Regions from separate parts of the Homo sapiens genome. Here all the other regions are linked to region 1. Evidence: chromatin loops called from intact Hi-C (ENCODE). Cell type or tissue: sigmoid colon. All regions are shown on one strand.

Evidence for each region. Peaks named below come from ENCODE experiments on the same cell type or tissue, not always from the same donor. Only the 100,000 strongest peaks of a DNase experiment are listed, where the experiment ranks them.
Region 2: a loop joins it to region 1, with 2.0 times the contacts of the local background. A loop is called at or near these places in 11 of 110 quality-filtered maps.
Region 3: a loop joins it to region 1, with 2.6 times the contacts of the local background. A loop is called at or near these places in 8 of 110 quality-filtered maps.

The regions. Positions count from the first base shown.
Region 1 is chr17:80,857,468-80,862,467 of GRCh38, reverse strand. It overlaps RPTOR (regulatory associated protein of MTOR complex 1), which reads right to left. Exons shown (of 34, transcript NM_020761.3): 13 at 4,568-4,678. Among named protein-coding and RNA genes, the nearest start is that of CHMP6, 130 kb to the left of the region's middle. RefSeq lists enhancers at 4,002-4,931, 4,932-5,000. In sigmoid colon, a CTCF peak has its summit at 465; DNase peaks (open chromatin) are centred at 477, 2,937 and 3,297; H3K27ac peaks cover 524 bases.
Region 2 is chr17:80,786,964-80,791,963 of GRCh38, reverse strand. RPTOR (regulatory associated protein of MTOR complex 1) reads right to left here. Exons shown (of 34, transcript NM_020761.3): 7 at 455-514. Among named protein-coding and RNA genes, the nearest start is that of CHMP6, 200 kb to the left of the region's middle. RefSeq lists a silencer at 1,629-1,708. In sigmoid colon, no CTCF peak of the experiment used is centred here; a DNase peak (open chromatin) is centred at 2,283; H3K27ac peaks cover 2,477 bases.
Region 3 is chr17:80,771,564-80,776,563 of GRCh38, reverse strand. The region is part of intron 6 of RPTOR (regulatory associated protein of MTOR complex 1); the gene reads right to left. Among named protein-coding and RNA genes, the nearest start is that of CHMP6, 220 kb to the left of the region's middle. RefSeq lists an enhancer at 1,347-1,416. In sigmoid colon, no CTCF peak of the experiment used is centred here; DNase peaks (open chromatin) are centred at 1,763, 2,333, 2,823 and 3,233; H3K27ac peaks cover 434 bases.

The sequences.
Region 1 (5,000 bases):
GGAGATCCGGAGGACCGCCAGCAACATCCATGGCCAGACGTGGGGAGGGGAAGGGAGTAGAGGAATGACCCCTCAAAAACACAGGGAACTTTCATCTCTGGGAAGTTATCGCCAGGGTAACGATGGAAGGAAGGGCGAGGCAGGTGAGGTAGACGAGGCTCAGTTTCTACCGGAAACACTTCAAAATGCCCCTCAGTGGAATGATTGCTTTTAAACATGCAGGTGCAACAAGCTGGTTAAGAAATTAATTCACAGGAAGGCCTGTGATGCCTGCAGGCAGTTACAAGAACACTGCAGGCAAGGGCATGCCCAGCTGGCTGTGGGAACAGCTCCCCAAGCAGTACTGAGCAGATGACCCCTTCAGCAGCATGAATAATAAACCCGAGGCCCTGGTATCTGCCTGGAGCAGGGTGTAAAACGAAGGCACGCTGCAGCCTCCGTGCTCATGGCCACGTTCTGCCATTTGGGGCACTCGAGAGCAACAGGCCCTGGGAGATCCACGGGACCAAGAGCCAGTTTTAAACAAGACGCCCTGCACTGCAATACCATGATGGGCTGTGGATGCAGTGAGAATGTCACGAGGAAGGTACGAGGAAGGCTGTCCCCTTTCACCAAGAGCCACCCCTGAGACTAAAAATAAAGACATCATCAATTTCCAGGTCCTAAAAGGTACTAAAAACACGAAGTCTGAGAATCAAAGTTGGCTTAGACACGTTCCTGCAGCACTGGCGGTGCTGGGGAGCAGGCTCAGGCGGCCGTAATCCCAGACCTCTGCATGCAGATGGCATCTCTTCCTCCCTTCACCCTGGGCTTTGTGTCATGTGAGGGTCACCGTTTTGTGCATCCCAGAGCCCCTACACATGGTCCTTCATCCGTGGCCAGGTGCCAAGATATTTCTAAGTGTGTCCATGTAGATGACGAAGATATGGGTGTAGGACAGAAACCACGTTTCAAAATGACTTCCTGCCAAACACCCTTTGTTTACATAATGTGGCTCTTCAGTGAATTTGAAGAAGAGTAAAATAGAAATGACCCACACCTCTCGCGTCCTGATCCACAAAGCCAAGCTTTCTGTTTAGCAAGAAAAGGTTTTAGTGTAACAGGGACAGGCAGGAGAGATGTGAGATTTACGTGGTGCCCCTTCCTGGTCCTGTTCCTGTTCCTCTATAATTTACACAGCAGTTTTCCACGTCCTGGTTCTGAGCTCTGGAACTGTGGCTGAAGGCAGACGGCCGAAGGCTCATGATTTTACAGAGGCAAATCATGGCCAAGGGAAGTGAAAATGACTTGTAAGAGCAAATGCGGTGATGGGATCAAACTCAGGGTTTTAACCTTAAATCCAGTGCTTTAGCCAATCTTTCAAAGCAGTCATTCTTTATCTGTAGTTTAATGGGTAGCAGGGAAAATATTTTGCTGAAATATATGGTATTCAGGTCACCATTATGGAGCGTTCTCTGGTCACAGCCAGGTGCAGAGCACTGGGCCCAGGAGGGTTCAAGGTTGAACTGAGGTCAAGGTCAACCTCAGCTGTGCTGAGAGGAAGAGCAGCAGCTCCCCGCATCCAGCTCAGGAAATCAGGAGCAGCTGGGAGAGATGGCAAGCACGGTAGCCGACCCGTGCCAGCAGAGCCATGGTCAGTGCCCCAGGCCCAGAAAAAGAGTGAGAGATCCCAGAACCGGAAGAGGGGCTGGAAGCTGCTTCTGCTTGGAGAGAGCATATACATAAAATCCTAGGGAATCTACAAGAACCAGTGAACTAGCAGAAAATCCCAGGGAATCTACAAGAATCAGCGGAACCAGCGAGAGGTCAACTGGTGCTGGGTACGACTGACGCCTGCCTCCAAGGTGGAAGCCCTCACCGTCCGCTTCGGCAGCAGCCTCCCCACTGCCCCCTGACTTCAGCTGTGACACCAAAGTAGTACGTGAGGACTTGGGGTGTGGGGAGGCTATGGTCAGGGCTGGGTGCAGGGAGCAGAAGGGCTGAGCAGGGGCCCAGGGGTCCGTGGGCAGCACAGTTGGGGACCTGATGGCCTGGGCTGGACTTGAATCAGCAGCGGCTGTGGGTGGGAGACACAGCAGTGGCTTTGTGTGGGGTGTGCAGGGCTGACGGGTGAGAGCGCACAGTGCGGGGTACGAGCCTGTGGCTCGGGGTGCCTGCCAGTGCCTGGACAACAGGGTCAGTGAATTTGGCTGAACAAAGCCCAACAGGGCAGCTTCAGCGAGCACAGCAGGTCCTGGTGGCCAGTGCGACATGGCTGACAGGGCTAAGGATGAGGCTGGGTCTCAGTGCCAGTGACTGGACGGAGGAGCTGACAGAATGTGGCCTGGGGAGCGCCGGGCAGCAGGCAGGAGCCCCGGGGGCTTAAGCTCCGTCCACTCTCCCCTCACCTGCCACACAGAAAAGGAAAGGGTGGTCTTCCCCGGCTCCAAGCCATGGCCTCTCCAAGGTGTTCTTGGCACTCTCCTGTACTTGCTCTGTGACTTTGCTAGACCTTCCATTTCCCTGTGTGGGCAAGGAGCTCCAGACCCGGCGCAGGGGCCCAGTGGGGTGCCGGCCCCTCGCATGGCAGCTATGTGGCCCCTGCTCCCTCCTGTGGGCGGCGCCTCACCAGTAAATAGGCTGCAAATTCAAGCTAACTTCACAGGGGACTTAGGAATTAAGAGACTTTGCATATGAAAGCCGCCTGACAGGGCGCCACACACACATGCACGCACAAGCGCCCACATACATGACCACCCCCGCACACACGTGCACACAGCAGCTGGCCGAAGTCCGGGGGGAACGTGGACCTGCTCCTACAGGCCTTCTAATGAGTTGCTGGGGCTGGTTTGCTTCAAAACCAAGCAGGGAGCAAAGCCAGCCTTGCCCTGATGCCGGCTCCTCCGTCCCGCTCTCCTCACCCGTGGCGGCACCCCCAGAGCAAGACTGACTTGGCTTCTTCCCGGGGCTCCCTGCCAACCTGGCTCCGAGCCCAGCTCTGTATCACACACGTGTGCCCCTCCGCACACGGACAGCTAAAGGCAAAGGCATCTCTGGGAAATCTTTGTCCCCAACAACCCTGCAGAGGGCAACATATCCCCCAACTCCATTCTCAGCACACACCCTTTGTTCTAGAATCTTCACGTTCTATAAATGAGCCCTTCCCAGACCCTTTGCACCACTCTGTACAGCTCTCCTCTCCACTGTGTCACACGAGGAGCTTTCGAGAGTTCTCCCGCAGCTGAGCCTTCCACATTTTCCTTCGAGGGTCTCGCCTGCCATCACCACTGGGTAGACGAGGTCCCCAGTCTTGGCATCGGGCCAGCCCTGCTCCTAGGCCGCACAGGGCTCCTGACCAGTTGTCTCTGGAAGGCTCCCCGAGCCCCAGCCGGCCACACAGGCTTCAGCCCGAGTCGCCTCTCCCAACCCAGGCTTGGTGCCGCCCTCCCAGCCCTGCAGCCCGACCTCCTCTGCCCACCCTCCTGGAGGAAAATGCTCTCCACCCCGTGTTTCCCTACAATCCACTTGACACCGAGGCCAGGCAATGTTTATAAACCACAGCTTCATTCTTTGATGTCTTTGTTCCAAAATCTGTAATAATCCCCATGCCTGCTAAATGAAGTTCAACTGTGTCTACCGGGAACCGTGCACCGTCTGCGTGGATGGGGCCTCCCTGCGTGTCCCCGCACACAGCCACAGGGAGTGGCCTGCCCTCCTCTAAATGTCTTCCCAGCCCTCCCTGCCACCTCCATGTTTGGACCCCCGCCCGACATCCACCCCCTCAAGGCCCTTCCTGGCGTTTCCAGTTCAGCATAGGCCGGGTCTCGCCCACACGACTTCTCAGCCCCACTCCTCTGACCCATCTCGCTGGTAGCTCCTGCAGGAGGTGACCCTGCCTCACAACAGGGCTGGTGTCACCTGCAACCCCTGCCAGCACCCAAGCATAAGCCGCTGGGGACAGGGACAGCTGACCTTGTGTCTCTCTTAACATAGCTAAATATGGGTCCCTGGCCTAGATGATTGAGGGGCGAACACATGGCTGCAGGGCCAGGGCTGATGCCCGTCAGAGAGGACAGAGCTGGACAGCCCCGTGTAAGGGGGTGGCCCCTAACACCTCGGGGCCTGGCCCAGACCACCTGTGCAGGGTTGAGGAGGGGGAGAAATGCAATGGTGGGCACAGGAGAGCCAATGCGGGGTCTGGGCGAGGCAGAGGCCAAGTTTATGCCATGGCGGGGTTGCTTCCAGTCAGGGTCAGGAGCACGGGGACAGCCTTACGGGGGTCAGACACAGGCAGGGGGACTGAGTGCAGGGCACCAGGGGAAGGCCAGGGACAGGACGGTGTGGGGGGACTGAGCGCAGGGTACCAGGGGAAGGCCAGGGACAGGACAGGTAGGTGACAGCCCCCACGACCCAGAGGTGGCTGCCGAGGCGGGCGCGTCCCACTTTACCCCAGAAGAGAGGAAGGGAACGGCGGTGCCTGGAGAGGGAGCGAGGCTGGAGAAAGGGCAGGCTGGAAACGCAGGGCTCGGCATCCCCAGAAGGGCCGGCAGGTTCACATCACTCTGGGGAGGAGGGCGGGGATACTCACGCTGTCCACTGCGAGGATCTTGGCCCAGATGAAAACGAGAAGTGGCCGCAGCTCTCGGGCCGAGCTCTGGAGCAGCTTCAGCACGTAGGGGAAGATGCCGACAGACAAGGCCTGGGGGCGAGGGAGGGCGTCAGCGCACCTGTGCCGCAGCAAGGGAACGGGCAGCAGCAGGGGTGCCACGCGGGACCAGCTGCGGTGCTATCTTCAGCACATATGGGAAACGCAACAGGAATGAATGGGCCTCACTTAAAGTAAAGAGGGGCTTCCTCCAGATTTATTCATCTCTGATTTATTCCTAGAAGCTGCCACATACTGCCAGCCTTGACTGGTGTCAAGAGACTGGAATGAATCGGGTGGCAGCTTTTCCTTGTGGAGGCGCAGGCTGCTTGCGCCTGGGGCCCTTGCCTGCCCTCAGTGGCCTCGTCTGCTCTTG
Region 2 (5,000 bases), 71 kb after region 1:
CTGAAATCAGTTTGCCCTGAGATAGTAAAATGGAAACTGGATGGCGACAGGGGGGGAGGGGATGGAAAGTTACAGAATATTAAAGGGACAGTTTCAGAAAATAAGGTAAGAGCTAGCTATGATCTAGCTATCATTTCAGTGGCAGCAGAAATGATTTGTATGCGAAGTGGTATGTTCTTGCTTTGGCTTAAAGTCTGGAGACTTTTTAAATGTTCAAAGGAATTCAGCTTTTTATTATTTTTCTTTTCATATGGCCCATGTTTGGTTATCTCCTGCACTAAGCCCCAGTGTGACAATCACAAACACAGCCTTAATCAGAGAACAAAAGAACACAGCCACATGAAAGGGAACATGCCATGTTGATAGAAAGTACTTCTGAGAAGCAAGAGCCTTCAAAAAGGAAAAGAAACTCATCAGATCCAGAGAGCCACAAGAGCTTAAAAATCCTACTTACTTTTCTATCAAATCCAGTGTGACGCCAGGCACCAGACTGACACATTTCTGCATGCAAAACCTGCAGAGAAAGAAAAGAATGTGAACGGCATGAATGGAACAGTCACCCAGGAAATTCAACAGGCCTGCAGAAAAAGGGAAGAGTTAAAGGTGGGGACAGGGACTACCACGGTGAACAAGTACACTCAGATTTCCTTAATTCGGCAGCTTTTAGATTTGTAAAGAAAATCTCATTGCCATTCTGTCAAGGCGTGAGACTACAGAGCTGCCACAGTGAGTTGTCAGGAGAAAGGAGAGAAGCCGTTTGCAGCCACATGAAGCCCGGTCCCTGGAGAGGAGCGCCGAGATGCTTAATAAAGCTCAGTCTCCAAACGAGATGCTGGAGTGGACTGGACCTGCCACTTCTTTCCTTCTTAAGGAAGTGAGCTGGGGAGACTGCTGGAGTAGAATAAATGAGTAGCCTCAAGACACACAAAAGAAATGCAAATTCAATTATATCATGTTCATAATCATAAAATCCTACAGGTCAGAGCTGGGTTCATGTCTGACGCAGGTCCATCCTTAGGAGCGCGTGTGGAGCCGGACAGGCTTTCTCTAACGTGGCGCCAACAGGAGGTAGGAAAGCATCTCTCCTCCCATCCGGGCTACTGGCATACAGTGGGCAGAATCGAGGCAGCAGAGTAAAAAGGCAATGCAGTATTTTTAGTAGGAGAAATGCAAAATGTTTAATTCACCTACTTTTAAAATTAAGAACAAATAACACCCCTTAAAAACATAATGGCAGGTGCAGAGCAAGTATGCACATCTCCAAAACACACTCGCGGACTGTTGGCTGGAAGTGAGTGATGGCAGAAGTGTTGGCTGGAAGTGAGTGATGGAGAAGGACAGTGGCCCAGGGGAGGGTGCAGTGCAAGGGTCAGGCACGTTCGGGGGAGACGTGGCAGTGACTCCTCTATGGGGGATGGTGGACCCAGGAGGGTACCCATAGCAGTGGGATAGGAAATGGGAGAAAAAGACACAGAGGAACTGAGAGATCCAGAACCAGGAAGACAACGAGCCAGAGGTGTGAAGACAGTCTCACTTTTGCAGCCCTGCAGGGCGAGGGGAGGCTGAGCTGGTCATCCTGGACCCCATGCATGGCTGCCAGCCACACTCACTCTCTCAAGAAGTGATACCTGGCTCAGCCAGCAGAGAGGAAGTTATATTCTTGGTTGTGGCTGCAGTAGTCAGTGTTTTATCGTTCAAAGAGCTGAGAAAATAAAAGTGAGGCCCACGTTTGCCTGAAGCTACAGAGCAGCCCTTTCCCACGGCATCAAGTGCCCCGTGTGGCCCCAGTGCTTCCCCGAGCCAGTCAGTGCCACTCTGAGTGGTCTCCTCTGCTGGCTTCACTTGCAGATGCTCTCCTCAGCCATGCCCAGACACCTCTGCACCAGCACAGACACATGCAGCTCCTACGGTGGTCCCAGGCAAACCAGAATTTCTCTGTGGATAAAAATGATCTACAGGAAATGCATTTTCAAATCTGAGTCCTATGCGAACCATGCTACTTTGTCTTTTTATCCATAATGTACTTACTGATTGGGATTTCTAGAGTCCAGTAATGACAGAATCACTTATATCAGACTCATCCTTTTGCCAATAATGATAAGCTCTGGACAAAATATTAAAAAGCCATTTGAAAATTCTGAACAACAAACAAATGCAGGCAGGAAGGCAGGAAATGGAAGGGCCGTGACCCTTAGAAAATGAGAGTAACTCTGCATGAATCACTTTCATCTGGCTTTTCCCAAGGGTGCTCCTCACTCACAAGTCATGTGGGGGTTAGCATGCGACTGAAAGGCAGCAGCCTTACTGGGTTGAGACCATGCTCAAGGCTGCCTGGATATTGCAGGCAAAAGCCCTAGGAAGAAGGGAGCCAAAACCCTCATGTAAACCTTCCCCGAGTCGGAGGCTGGCTCCTGAAGGGCACGCACACAGGATAATATTCCCAGGATCCCCGTGGAGGACAGCAGGAAGGTTGAAAACGCAGAGTAGAGATTTTGACATCTGCTTGCCACTGTGAAGACAGAGAAGATCAGGTCCTGCCAAACTACAGGGCTTGATCACATCTGAGGACATGGACACCCCAGAGGGATTATGAACCACACCTTAGAACTAAGATCAAAGCCAAAAGAGCCTAGTCCTATAACGAAGCCTCTACAAGATCAGTGTAATTGCCCAAAAGAAAATAACAGAATCTAGAATGTCTACAATGCCTCATCCACAACAGATAGTATACTATCTAAAATCAAGAGAAAAAAGTCAATAAAAACAGATTCATAGTTGGCCAGATATTGGAATTAGTACACAGAGACTTACACATTATAAAAATAATTATTGGCTGGGAGATAAGCATATTATAAATTCAGTGAAAATATAATGTTCCCTTAAATAAAAAATTAAAATGGGAATATCATGCAACTTTATTATAGCATGGCTATATGAATAAGCGTAGCATGGATATATCAGTCACTGATAGTATGCAAACTTCATTTTAGCCAAAAATGTAAATTCTCTTTATACCAGAATTGCTAACAACTGGTTTCACATTTTATACGATTTCTTTCATTCACCTACATCAGAGTGTTGCTGAGCAATGAAAGGTCAAAGAGTGGGCAAAGGCAGAGGTAATAAAAATGGCTCAAAAAACCCACAAAGCTGAATATAATGATAATATAACACAGCTGTTGCTTATTTAGTGCTTATTATTTGGCGACCATTGTTCTGTCTTTTATACTGATTTTTTTAATCGTCACATTCTGTGAGGTCTTATGATATACAGAGGAAGAACATCATAAATTAGGTACATCATAGTGAAGATCAAGAATATTAAAAAGACAATGAAAATACATACAAAGCTTCCAGAAACAAAGAGTAGATCACATTCAAAGAAACAAGAACCAGATTAACACAGGATGCAGGAAGACAGTGGAGCGGTGTTTTTATTTTTATCAGATTAACACAGGATGCAGGAAGACAATGAAGTGGTGTTTTTATTTTTATTTATTTATTTTATTTATTTTTGAGACAGAGTCTCACTCTGTCACCCAGGCTGGAGTGCAGTGGTGTGATTTTGGCTCACGGCAACCTCTGCCTCCTGGGTTCAAGTGATTCTCCTGCCTCAGCCTCCCGCCACCATGCCCGGCTAATTTTATATTTTTAGTAAATGTGGGGTTTTGCCATGTTGGTCAGGCTGGTCTCGAACTCCTGAACTCAGGTGATCCACCCACCTCAGCCTCCCAAAGTGCTGGGATTACAGGTGTAAGCCACCACCCCCAGCTGGTGTTTTTAATTTACTGAAGAAAAGGAAGCTAAAACCTAGAATTTTGTATCCAGCCAAACTGTCATTCAAATGTGTGAGCATGACAAAAATACTCTCAGAGGCACATATGGCCTCAGAAGACTTGTCACAAAAAGACTCATGAGGAAGACACTTTCAGATGACAAGCTAAAGTTAGAGGGGAGAAAACTCCAAGAGACGCTGAAGGGGATCTATGAAGTAATGATGACACACAAACTTGTTAACATTTGTAGTCGTCCTAAAATGAAAAGCAAAAAGGTGGGGGCAATATCCATCATAACCAGGATTGAAAACCTAGATATAAATCCACAAGAGCATTAAAAATCCAATAGAAAAATGGATGAACAGACATCTCAAAGATGAGGACATAACTATGGCCACTGAACGTGAGGAAATGTTCAACATCATGCGATATGAGAGAAACGCAAATCCAGGCTACACGAGATATCATTCTAAACCTACTCAGCAAAAATGTACAAGAATGGCAATGCCAAGAACTAGAAAGGATGTGGATCATAGGCTGTCTCCATCACCACTGTAGGAGTGTAAAATGGCACAACCACTGGGAAAGCACCTTACCATGATCCCTTAAAACTGAATGTTCCTATACACTATGATCCGGCAACTCTGCTTTTCAATATATAAGAAATTCTTGCATGTGTTCAAAAGAACACACAGAAAAGAATGTTCAAAGTATCTCTGTTGGTAATAGCAAAAATAAAATACAATACACCAAAGCAAAGCAAAACAAACAAATAAAGGAAGAAGCTGAAAAAGCTCAAGTGTCCATTAAGGAGTAGCAGGTGCACACAGTGTGGCATATTCGCAGAGTTAGACGGGGGTACTCTAGCTAAACACACATCAATATGGAGGAACATGAGCAACACAATGCTAAGTGGGAAATGTCCACATTCCAACCAAAAGTATTTTTTTAAAAGAGTCCTCAAAATCACATTCAGCACTAAAGCCTTTAATAAATTTAAAATCTGAAAGAAAAGTAATGGTCTTAATGAATACACACAGATGCATAGTAGCAATGTAGAAAGGGCATGGAAGGGATGATGAGCCCGGCACTCAGGGCGGTGGTCACAGGGCGGGGGCGGCAGGTGCGTGTGCATCAAGGGCGCCCTGCGTGGTGGGCGCAGGTCATCATCAAGGGCTGGGTTTTGGTTGGGTGGTGGTTTGAGGAAACCCATTATGCTATAAA
Region 3 (5,000 bases), 86 kb after region 1:
TCACAAGGTCAGGAGTTCAAGACCAGCCCGGCCAGCATGGTGAAACCCCATCTCTACTAAAAATACAAAAATTAGTATTGGGCATTGTGGTGCACACCTATAGTCCCAGCTACTTGGGAGTCTGAGGCAGGAGAATCGCTTGAATCCAGGAGGCAGAACTTGCAGTGAGCCGAGATCACGCCACTGCACTCCAGCCTGGGAAGACAGAGTGAGACTCCATCTCAAAAAAAAAAAAAAAAAAAGGAAGTTTGGCAAAAGATATCAAGAGCTATATACTTTGACCTACTGATCTTATTCCCAGAAACATATTCTAAGAAATAGTCCAAAATAAGAAAATATTATTATTTTTTTCTTTTAAGAGACAGGATCTTACTCTATGCTATGTTGCCCAGGCTAGAGTACAGTGGCACAATCATAGCTCATCATAACTTTAAACTGTTGGGCTCAAGTGACCCTCCCATCTCAGCTTTCCACGTAGCTGAGACTACAGCTGCATGCTACCATGGACAGCTAAGGAAGGTTCTATGTACCGCAAAGATGAACAGGAAAAAACTCCTTGCAAGCACTATAATTTTATGAGAGGGAAATGATTAAGTAATACTGTCTATAAATGTGATGGAATACTAAATTTGAAAATATCAATAGCAATATAAAATCAGTGATCTTCAAATTAAAAACAATACAAAATATATTTAATTCCAAGTAAGTAAAATTATGTGCATATATGGACAAATGTATGAAGAATATGGAATAGCAAAAACAGTGGATTCTGGGTAATTTTTCTTTCATTTCTTCCTTTTCATTGTTTACTGTTATAATATTATTTGTGCAATAAATTAAAAGATAGCAAAGGCTCCCTCTGGGGTTCTTACAATGATGGCTATTTCTGGGTCATGTGGTTTGACAGCCAAACGTGGGGGCTGTCTGTTTTTCATCCTGTGCCCAACAATGCTGCACCTTTGATGGGTTAGGCATAAGCCAGTATTTCTGAGCTAAAAAGAAATTTGATCATCAGTGGGAAACCAGGGCTGGCTCTGCCTCCTTGCTTCTGCTGCACTTTAGTATTTTCAACATTCTCAGCTACCCCCTGAAGCATCTGAGAAGAAGAAAACAACTCAAGAAGCCTAAACTCAAAGTAAAGAAAAGAGAAGACTGGCTGGGTATGGGGCTGACACCTGCAGTCTCAGTACTTTGGAAAGCTGAGGCGAGAGGATCGCTTGAGGCCAGGAGTTTGAGACTATCCTGGGCAACATAACAAGACCGCTACCTGTTCAAAAGAGAAAGAAAGAAGACTAAGAACAAGTCAAAGGGGAAAGTCTCAGGAAGAAAGGAGAAAAACAGCACAGAGAAAATGGCTGAAAACAAGAAGGAAGTGGGAGTAAAAGCCCTGCAGAAAAGGCTTTCCCATCTTCTCCACTGCAGGAAACAGGTGTTCCACCTTTGGGTTGAAGCAGCGGCTGGAAGCCTGGCCCCGGGCCAGGCTTGTGGGGCGGCTGAGGGGCCAGACTTACACCATGAAGATGCAGACAGCAAGACAGTGGAGGACGGACAGACACAGGCCCAGGAGCCCGAGGGAGGAAGGTGCAGAGACTCTGCCAGAGCACGACTACGCACAGGCGGGGCCCGTGGAGGAAAGCTGCATATAAGCAAGCAGCTTAATTACTTGAAAACCTTCCACGGCAGAGGGGCAGAGAAAGGGAATGATGAATGACTTGAGGACAGACACTGTGTCCGCAGCCTCCTTGATTTCTCTGTGGCATCTTACGGTCCCCTGCACACAGCGAGTCCTCAGGAAACACTGCGGGATGTGGCGCCGCAAATGCTACTTTGCACAGCTTCCCAGGGGCCGCCCCCATTACTGTCCCTGCCGAAAGCTCTGTAAAGTCCCCAACGGGAAGCTGGTTCTCGTGTAAAGTACGGCACGGCATCAAGTAAAGTGATAACATGTAATAACTTCAGCTCACGTTGGTGAAGGCAGGCAGCATGGAATAGTGAAAATAATACGGGATTTGGGATCAGAAGATCCGGGCTCCTGTTTGGCTCTGCCATAAATGAAGCTGTCCACCCCAGACGGCCGCACGCGGAGCATCTGGTACCTCATCAGTAACACAGTGATGTTTTATGCACTACGTCTGCTTTGACAAGTCCTGGGTTATTAGTAAGAGCAAATGTGACACCATAAGGGAGAATACTCTGTGGATTGTGAAATATGATACAATTCATACTCAACAGCTTACATGACATTGCGGCTTCCACTTCCAAAGCACTCTCCCGTGCAGCTCCCGCGCCGTCTGTGTCACACCGGAGCGTGAGCATCATCATCACACGGGCGCTGTCGAGAACCGAGAACTCAAGGCGGGTGGAGACGGGACCAGCTTGACATCCAGACTCCCAGAGTCCCCGCTTTCTCAGGATGTCACAGCGCCCTCGAGTCACACCAACAGGAGAGGAGCCTTTTAAAAACTTGAGGTGTTTCTAGTGAACACAATGATCAGTGCTTCTTTCAACGAAGAAATAGAAAAACAGGGAGTGATGGTTTACATTAAAGCCTGACTCAGCCTCGTCCTTTCTGACAGCCCGAGAAGAGGGCCTTTGTCAGGATTCAGCACCATAGCCCCCAGGGCAGGCCGCATAGCCCTGCGTGTCCACCGGGAGCTGTCTGGAGGGAATCAGAAGCGGTCGACGTCTGAGGGAGCTCTGATGCACAACAGAACACACTGAACACACCCAGGCACCAAGCGTTCCTCTTCCAGAAAGAACAGTTTGCTGGCAGCGCCACAGTGACTACACGTCCCCAGCAAGGCTACCCATCAGTCCCACCAGCCTGCCCAAGCGCCTGCCTGGAGGAGGGCCTGGTGCCAGAGGAAGCAAATCCAAATAACATCTAGGAGCCAGCCAGCTCAGAACAAGGCTGCGGGGCTGCCTTGTAAACAAACAGACCAGCCAGCCACTGGTTAACGGTTCCAACCAAGTCCTCGGTGTAAAAAATGCCCCCAGTGGCCTGCCTTGGAGCAAAGCACAGGCACAAATCAAAATAAAGGAAGGGCCTTTCCAACAAACTTTAAGTCCAACAATTGGCAAGGGAGTGAGAAAGAAGAAGAAAAACTGACCTATAAAAAGCAGAGACATTTTAAACGACTGTCTTCCCAGGCACCCCTAGAATATACTGCTTCAACAACCAACGTGGATATTAAAACCCACTGCCAGAGGCGCTATTTACCAGAGTGTGATGTAGCTGCAACTGCAGAGTCTCTGTGCGAACAGAGAAGTCCCCACTAGCTGTGTCTCTACCACAGTCCCTCGGGGCTTTGGTGACAAACTGCAGGTGAAGGGACAACATCCAGGGACATCAACAGCGCCTGCCCACCTGTCCCAAGAGTGGTGGTGCCGCTCCCGGGCAGCCCTGTGTCACTGGCTCAGCCAAACACACTGCTTTCTCCAGTGGGAGAGACCCAGGAACAACTCTGTGCCTCCCAATAGCCCAGTGCCAGCGCATGCCACCTGCAGACACACGGCTCTTTGAGAAAATCTCATTTTAAAAGCCCTGCATGCATGAAGCCACTTAAGTGGTGAGAAGGAGGAGGCAGAAGGTAATGAAGAGAAGAGCGCTCAGGTCAGAAAACCCCGGTTCAAATCGTAGCCCTGGCTCTGCCCCTGTACAGCCCCAGGCGAGTTCACACCTTGATGTCCGGCTGCCACCACTTACCTTTCACTTACACGATGAGGATAATGGAACTATAAAACAGGAATTACTGAGATTAAAAGAAACAAAAAGTCTTAATATGTACCTGGTACATAATGAAAATTAAATACACATTAGTCTGTTCCTTAAGAAGATTTTTGCTTACAAACTCAATAATGACCTCACAGTGCTAGAGCTGGTGCTTTAGTGAATGAAACAAGGTCCAAGCCATTGGATGAGCCGTGTGGCTGGTGAAGCTGCCGCAGGAGAATGGGGGCAGCTGCCCCTCATCAGGGAGGCACTGAAGACCAGACAAGGGCGGGGAGGGTAGGGGTGGGGGACCAGGCATGTGGGGGGGAGGGGAAGGGGAACAGGGCATGTGGAGGGAGAGGAAGGGGGTCCAGGCATGTGGAGGGAGAGGAAGGGGGTCCAGGCATGTGGGGGGAGAGACAGGGGGAACCAGTCATGTTGGGGACAGCACTGGTGGTCCCTGCTGGACTGGGGTCAACCCAGCACCATTTGGGTCAAGTGACAGGGAGGTCTAAGGGCTGCCCAAAACATCGAGGTCTTCTGAAAAATTGCTAGTATTGAGTTTTTGGATGTGATATTAAGGAAGACAATCCAAGACAAAGATGTACATTTATTTTTTAAAAGCAGCCAAACAGTGGCAGATTAAGGCAGGTGAACAGATTTCGACTCTGGCCTGTGTGGTCCAGGCACTCATTCACTACCCTGATACCCGAGGTGCCTCCTCACCTCTATGTGCAGAAATTAGTGTCAGGCCTGTAATCCCAGCACTTTGGGAGGCTGCAGTTGGAGGACTGCTTGAGGCCAGAAGTTAAAGACCAGCCTGGCCAATATAACAAGACCCCATTTCTACAAAAAATGTGAAAAATTAGCCAGGCATGGTGGTGTGCACCTATAGACCCAGTTACCAGGGAGGCTGAGGTGGGAGGATCACTTGAGCCTAGGAGGTCGAGGCTGCAGTGAGCTGTGACTGCCTCGCTACGCACCAGCTGGGGTGCCCGAGCGAGAAGACGGGCACGTCAGATCCAGCAGCAACAGCTTCCCCCATATCGGGGGCGAGGCCTGGAGCTGGGCATGGCGGTGGCTGGCTGAGGGACACGAGGGTTCAGAAATCCTGGGAGATGCCAGCTGGCCTCCACCCACCCCCACCCCACCCAAGTCTGAATGGAGGCAGCAGGGTTTCCTGTGTCATTCCTAAGGCCTCTCAGGTGATACCTTCCTTCCATTACACAGAAAAACAAGAAACACAAACAACCAGGGTAAACACCTGGGGCTGGGAAGGAGAGGGGGC